Regions from separate parts of the Homo sapiens genome. Here region 2 is linked to region 1. The links are chromatin loops, found by intact Hi-C in ENCODE. Cell type or tissue: K562. All regions are shown on one strand.

The links. A loop is a pair of places that touch in the nucleus more often than their neighbours do. Peaks named below come from ENCODE experiments on the same cell type or tissue, not always from the same donor. Only the 100,000 strongest peaks of a DNase experiment are listed, where the experiment ranks them.
Region 2: a loop joins it to region 1, with 3.0 times the contacts of the local background. A loop is called at or near these places in 1 of 110 quality-filtered maps.

The regions. Positions count from the first base shown.
Region 1 is chr6:47,419,044-47,423,043 of GRCh38, forward strand. No RefSeq gene overlaps it. Among named protein-coding and RNA genes, the nearest start is that of CD2AP, 57 kb to the right of the region's middle. RefSeq lists a cis regulatory region at 1,358-1,871. In K562, no CTCF peak of the experiment used is centred here; a DNase peak (open chromatin) is centred at 1,608; H3K4me3 peaks cover 396 bases.
Region 2 is chr6:47,494,582-47,498,581 of GRCh38, forward strand. The region is part of intron 1 of CD2AP (CD2 associated protein); the gene reads left to right. Among named protein-coding and RNA genes, the nearest start is that of CD2AP-DT, 19 kb to the left of the region's middle. RefSeq lists enhancers at 2,183-2,752, 2,753-3,321. In K562, no CTCF peak of the experiment used is centred here; DNase peaks (open chromatin) are centred at 956 and 1,731; H3K4me3 peaks cover 411 bases.

The DNA of each region.
Region 1 (4,000 bases):
TCCATAGACATTCCATTTCATCCTATTACATACCTAATTTGGTCCCCAGTACAGCTATTTCTAGCTACCCACAAAATCATTTTTAAATACCTAAATGTCATTTGGTTATTATGCCAGAAAGCAAAATATGATTCAGAAATGTAAGTTTTTTCCTTCTATGTTAGAAGGGGAAAAAAAGCACATAGGCTAAAATCTTGATTTAAGCTCTAATTAGCAATAAATCTCAAACCACTTTTAACCTCAGGTCATTCCTGGGTTTTGTAAGAAACCAATAAAAACACATTAAAAGTTTTAGAACTTTGGAGAAAAAAGCTTTAGAAAATGAGTTTGACTTTTAAAATTCTAAAGAAGAAGAAAATAAAAAGAGCTTAGAAATCTCTACCTTTCAGCTTCAAATGCTGGAAGGGGGTTTTTAAGCCTAAAGATGTCTTATGAAAAATTACTGTTACAATCAGTCACTAGGAGGAGGATAACCATTTTTTTAAATAAGAAGGCCAGGCATGAACATTTCAGAATTCCACATTTCTAGTTTAACCAAAGAAAGTTGTCTCCACATTGGCTTTTCTTTTCACTCTGTTTAAAAACAATGAGGTTTCCTGCAAAGGAAATAAATAAAGGGATAGGTACATAGAGCAATTCACTTTTCAAATGCTTTTCCTACATCATGTATAATTATGCCTTACATCTGATTAAAGAAGAGGAATTTCCCCTAATCATCAGGCTCCTTGGCTTTGGCTATGACTGCTTCTTGTCCAGAAATACCTTGGGTATGAATAAACCTGGCAAAGCCTCCTTTTTCATGGATAATCATTAACCAGCAAATCAAATCTCATTTACAATTAGATCATGTTGACTCTCCCTTCCCAGAACTACAGCAAGAATAAAAAGAGGAAGAAGACAATTAAATACAAATTAATTTCTGTTTGATTCTCAAGAACTGGATAATTCTGGCTTTCTTTCCTCATTTTTCTCCAAAAATATCCCAAATGATTATTCAGTTAGCTATTACATTATTTTTAAACAATATAGTAATAAGTTTTCCTTAGAGATACTATCCCCCAAATGAATAACAAATGGATGAAAGGCAGGAAAACGAAACAGAAAGGCAGTAATAAGCCAACACATATTGATTAAATATACTATTTATTGTATGCTTAGCAATGTTGCCAAAACCTTGTATTTTGTTAGCTGAATTTGGCTTGAAGTTTCCCATGGTAGAACTCAACTTCAATATCTTCTGCTTTTCATCTTGGCAAATACTTAATCAACTTATTAAGAAAAAAAAAGAGCATCCCTGCCTCCGGCATTCAGTTTTCTCCTTTGCATTCTGTACGTTGTTGTCTGTCCTGTAGAAGAGTGAGCAGCTGGGATTCTTGACTCCTCTATCTCTTCCCCACCACCAGCTCAATGGCTAGTGGGCTATTAGGAAGCAGTATGGCTTCCAGGTGTTGTATCAGATGCTCAACTAATCATAGCATCAGAATTAAAATATTTAGTTGCAAGGAAAACAGCTGTGGGTGGCTGAAGGACCAACCTTCTAAACTCTGAGTCATCCCCTGGAATGGACTGCTGTGTAAATATATTCACACCCACCCAATTTATCTCGACCTCCAGAAATTATCTTGAACAAAGCAGGCATTTCACTGCATTGGCTCTCAGACTTGCCTTCCTGGAAACAACCTTTTCTGGAAGGGAGGCTCAAGACATATTTACTAAGAACTCTGAACCACCAGGAAGCCTTAAAGCAAGACCTGTGCTTCTATAGTTCACATATTCTATCCTATGAAAGATGTAGATAAGTATTAATTTAGAATCTTCTTCAACCTGTTCAGCTGTGTTGCAAAATAGTAGATACGTTTCCCAGTAAAGAATTGAAATACCAGCAACTGGCACTGATAGCTAATGCTCCATTATTTCTGTGCATAAATCCACGCTGAACTTCCCTTTTTTTTCTTGTTTTTTGTTTTTTTGAGGCAGTATTTCACTCTGTCACCCAGGCTCACTGCAACCTCCATTCCCAGGTTCAAACAGTCCCCCCACCTCAGCCTCCCAGAGTAGCTGGGACTACAGGTGTGTGCCACCACACCCAGCTAATTTTTGTATTTTTTTTGGTAGAGACAGTCTTTCACCATGTTGGCCAGACTGGTCTTGAACTCCTCATTTCAAGTGATCTGCCCGCCTCAGCCTCCCAAAATGCTGGGATCACAGGCATGAGCCACCATACCCAGCCTATGAACATTCCATAACCATTTTGCCCTTGTGATGTCATCACTCTACCATTTTGTTTCTGGACTATCTCCCTGCAACGTAAGTTAACATGTGCTCAGGTAATAAAATTTATTATAATGTTAATATGGGTGAGTAAAATAAGTAGTAAAAATTATATTAAGACAAAGTATTTCCTTATTTCTCATTATTCTAAAATTTTTTCCTCCATTGCCTGTCAATTTAAATATTTATATACTCAGCAACCATTTTTATTAGTTATTACCTTAAGTTTAATATTCTGCTCTCAATTCTAAAAGGTATTTGGGGAAAAAAAGGGGAGTAGCGGGACAGATCAATGAAATTATGTAGATAATCAGTAATAAAACCAAGACTGGGCCATACACAGTGGCTCACGCTTGCAATCCCAGCACTTTGGAAGGCCGAGACATGCAGATTACCTGAGGTCAGGAATTCGAGACCTGCCTGGCCAACATGGTGAAACCCTGTATCTACTAAAAAATATAAATATAAGTTGGGCGTGGTGGCGCGCGCCTGTAGTCCCAGCTACTCGGAAGGCTGAGGCAGGAGAATTGCTTGAACCCCGGAGACGGAGGTGGCAGTGAGCCGAGATCGCGCCACTGCACTCCAGCCTGGGCGACAGGATGGGATTTTGAGACTCCGTCTCTAAAACAAAACAAGACTGGCTTATATTTTATTCCCTCAACGTGCTTCTCTGTTTTTGAGACAAGACAGGGTCTGTCCGGTCTGTCAGCCAGGCTGGAGTTCAGTGGCACTATCACAGCTCACTGCAACCTTCCACCTCCCAGGCTCAAGCGATCCTCCCACCTAAGCCTCTCTAGTAGCTGGGACCACAGGTGCGCACCACCAAGCCTTGCTAATTTTTGAATTTTTTTGTAGAGACTAGATCTCCTTCTGTTGCCCAGGCTGGTCTCAAACTCTTGGAAACAAGCAAACCTTCCACCTCAGCCTCCCAAAGTTTTGCAATTATAGGCATGAGCCACCACACCCAGCCTGTTTGCTTCATAACATGCATTAATCAAGGTAACCCACCACTCAAACTCAAATAAAACCAAACACCTCCAATCAAGGGACATTTACTATTCTCTACTGGTGAGATTTTATTCCCAGAATTCGACATCATCCTCTGCAAATAAATCATTTCTCTGCATTTCATAGCCAGGTCCGATTAGCTTTGCACATAGTTTTCTTTTCATGTGTACACAATGGCAGCCTAGTGAAAATCCTTCTCTTCTTATTGCTATTAAGCTACAGTGGAGTTTCCTACAAGGCAGATTTGAGTTTAAGCCCATCTCACATTCTGTACAAGGTTCTCATTGTTGAAAGAACTCACTACATATAACTCAGTTTTACCAATAACACTTCCCCAGCATAGGCTCAAAAGAGAGACGTTCCCTATCCTACCTATAAACTCATTTGAGAACTAAATATGAAATATCCCAAATGTCATTTGACCACATCATAAAAAGGGAGCAAAACTTGTTGAAGTTTAAATTCCCTTATGTGTCATATTAAGGAGTTAGATCATTGGAGGCATTTCGAGCCCATGAATACTGATTTTGCACTTTCTGTAACATTTTAAGTAAGGTCTTACGCAGAGGTGGGACATATCTTTAGAAATTTATTTTACGTATTTACAGTTAATGAGATTTCTCCCTTTTAGAAGAGCTTCTTATTTGTCATGCTCCCACCTTCTTACCCAGGGTAGTTTAAGATGGTTTTATATGTTAAAAAGAATCCACAGAACAGCTCA
Region 2 (4,000 bases), 76 kb after region 1:
TCGCAGTGGTTACTTTTCTTTTCCTCCTTGCCAGAACTATAAGGGGATCCTTCTTGGCTCTTTACTGTGAGAATCTGGCAGTACCATAAAACCCACAATAGTGTGGGGACTCCCCCATAGGACAGCATTCTCCTAGGAGTTTCCCACTTTCATGCTATTCCACAGTCAGCCTCCAGCAAGTCATCAAAATTACCATTTAAGTGTTTGTACTGGATTGAATTTTTATCCTCAAAAAAGGTATGTCTGAGTCTTAGCCCTTCATACGTGTAAATGTTACATTATTTAGAAATAGTTGGCTGGGCATGGTGGCTCACGCCTGTTGTAATCTGAGTACTTTGGGAGGCCAAATTGGAGGATCACTTGAGCCAAGGAGTTCGAGACAAGTCTGGGCAGTATAATGAGACCATGTCTCTACAAAAAAATTTCAAAAAATTAGCCATGCATGGTGGTGCACCCCTATAGTCCCAGCTACTCAGGAGATTGAGGTGGGAGGATCACTTGAACCTGGGAGGTGGAGGCTGCAGTGAGCCGAAATTACTCCATTGCACTCCAGCCTGGGTGACAGAGTAAGGCTTTGCGTCAAAAAGAGAGAGAGAAATAGTCTTTTCAGGTGTGATTAAGGATTTCGAGATGAAGAAATTCTTAATAAATTGAATGATTGGTGTCCTTGGAAAAGAGTAAGGAGAGGGTGAGATTTGAGATGGAGACGTAACAGTGGAACAGTCACGTCAAGATGGAGGTAGAGGTTGGAGTTACGTAAGCAAAGGAACACTAAAAATTGCTGGCAGCCACCAGAAGCCAGATAGGGGCATGGAGTGATTCTTCAGAGTCTCCAGAAAGAACTAACCCTGCTGATACCTTGATTTTGCCCTCTCGCCTCCCGAAAGAGGAGAATAAATTTCTTTCAAGCTACCCACTTTGTGATGGTTTGTTACAACTGCTGTAGGAGACTACTAGTGTTCCTGCTAATTTATGGCTCCAGCAGCTTCTACTCTAGGTAATAAATAGATCTCGTCCGTGACTCTCTGGCTTTACCTGCCTCCTGTCTGTATCTTTAGGTGGTAGTTTGCTCTGTGTCCTCAATTTTCTAATGGGTCCAAGGAAATTAAATGATTTTCAGTTGGTTTAGCCTTTTTCTTGTAAGGGTGGGAGTGATGACTTTAAAGCTTTTTACTTGTTGGAGCTGAAACTGCCAGTTGAGTATTTTAAAAATTTGTTTGTTCTTTCTCCCCACAATTTTTGGCGTTTTTATGCTTTTTCTGTTATTTTAGTGATCACTACATGCATTCTCAACTTATAAAAACCTGATGTTAATAACTTTACTCTCTTATACCATACAAGGATCTTGGAACAATTTTAACTCCCAACTTTGTTACTGGTTCTGTTATTTTAATTTTTCTGTATTTTTAATTTCCTATATGATGTTACTGTTTTTATTCATTTGGTGTTTTTATACCTGTATACTTACCACTTCTTTTGTTTTTCCTTTCTTTTCTACATTGCTGATACTTCATATTTAATCTTTTTCCTTTCCTTTGCTGTTCTCAGAGAACATCCATCAGAGTTTTCTTTTTGTGTAGCAAAGTCCCACTTCTGGCTTGTCAGAAGTGTCCTTATTTTTTCTTCTTTTTTAAAGGATATTTTCTTGGGTGTAGAGAGTTTAAGATTTGTAGGTATTTTCTTTCCACACATTTAAGATACTAATCTGCTTCCTTCTGGCTCCCATCGTTGTTGCTAAGTCACCCATTAGTCTGAATGTTGCTTCTTTGATAACCTTTGTTTTACGATTTTCTTTCCTCTTTGTCTTTCACTTTTTGCAGTTTAATATTACAAACTTAATTATGAATAAGTTTAAAAGAGCAGGGAATTTAACCCTATTTACCATATGGCATTTTCTCTAAGGGAAATAAAATAGATTTTCTTTGAGTCAATGAACTTCTTAATTATCACAGATGTATGCAGTTATGTGGTGCTATAAACATTTTTGCTGTAATATTGAACAAACCACTTTAATATTTACTGCTTAAAAATCTTGTCAAAGTAATTCCTGCACGTGATATACAAATATAAAAAATACTAAATGACTTACAAACACTATTTCCTTGCCTCATTGTTCTCTGCTTCTATTCTCATTCTCCATAGGGAAACCACTGTCTAAATCTATCTGTTTTAATGTTTTGGCTTTCATCTTTCTAAATAATTAGTTTCTGTTGTTGATTTTGGTTTATTTTTAACTTGAAAATATTTAGCTTGCTTATTTATAATCTCATGTTTTCTCTTTATCTGAACATAGTAAGGGTTTATACTTTTATTTCTTTTTCTAGCAACTAATAGTGTATTTGTGGACTTAGCACTTTGTATGATAATGATATTCATCCCTTTACTCTTTCCTTTACGAACCTCCCTCTCTCAATTCTTTTTCGGAATTATTATCCTTTATAATATCAAGGCTGTTAACATTTCTATTTTGTTCTACAACCATAATTTAGTCCTTTTGTTTTGCTGTACGATAATTTGATTGTCAAAGTTAAAATAATTACTTTCACATTATTATGACCATGTCGTGTTTTTTTTTTACTGTGAAGCCAAGTAGTACATATGATTATATTTTTCCTTTCCCCTTTTTGCTTTCCCCTTTTTCCTTTCCTTTCCTTTTCCTTTTCTTTTTTCCTTTCCTTCCCTTCCTTTTTTCCCTTCCTTTCCCTTTTCCTGTTCCCGTTCCCTTTTTCCTTTCCTTTCCTTTCCTTTCCTTTCCCTTCCCTTCCCTCCCCTTCCCCTTCCCCTTCCCCTTCTCCTTCCCTGTCGCCTTCCCTTTTTCCTTTCCTTTCTGTCCTTCCTGTCTTGATCTGTTGCCCAGGCTGGAGTGCAGTGGTGCGATCTCTGCTCATTGCAGCCTCCACCTTCTGGACTCAAGCCATTCTCTCACTCAAGCCATCCTCTCACTTCAGCTTCCCCAGTAGTTGGGACTGTAGGTGCGTTATCATTACTCCTGACTACATTTTTTTGGTATTTTTGTAGAGATGGGGGTTGCCATGTTGCCCAGGCTGGTCTTGAACTCCTGGGCTCAAGAGATCCACCCACCTCAACCTCCCAAAGTGTTGGGATTACAGGTGTGAGCTGCAACTGCACCCGGACAATTATATTTTGAGCATTTTACAGTTCTTTGCCTTTCCAAAAGTTTCTAATCATCTTTAGTTTTTTGTCCTTAACTGACTTTCTTGTCTCTGAGTTCCAGATTTGTAAGGATAGCATACAGTTTTACAGTTTGTGCCCCATGCTGCTTTTCTCTCAGATACCTCCTAGAACTTTTTGTCTCCCGTTTAGTATAGACTGTTTGTTCCTTAGATTTGTTGCGCAGCTGCAAATTTAGTACTTATTTTATTCTGAGGTTGGTGCCACTATTTCTTGGATTTCATGTCTTCCTCTGTTTTGGTTCATATTTTAATTTTGCGCAGCTGCAAATTTAGTACTTATTTTATTCTGAGGTTGGTGCCACAATTTCTTGGATTTCATGTCTTCCTCTGTTTTGGTTCATATTTTAATTTTGCTGGATAACATTATGTAATTTCATATGTGAGAGTTAATTTTCTTTATTGTTGCATGTGTGAAAATGTTATATCCTATGCTTGCCTGCTGATTTGGCAGAGTATGCAATTAATTTTCCTTCAATACTTCAGTGACTTTTAATTTTTCTTTTTCTAGAATCCAGTATTGCCAATGAGAAGTGTTCCAAGATGATTCTCAATCTTTTGTAGATGAAATTTTTATTTCCTGTCAGAGAGCTTTCTAGGATCGTTTATTGTTATTATGAAATTGCACCGAATATGAATACGTTTTAAAATTTGTTCATTTCATTGGATTCTCACAGACCTGTTTCCATTTGAAGATTGTTTTAGGATTATTTTCTTGTATTATTTCATGGTTAATTCCCCGTTTTTTTCTCCTTGAATTTCTGTTAATTGGATGTTGGATTGATTGGGCCTTTTCCTTATTTTCATCT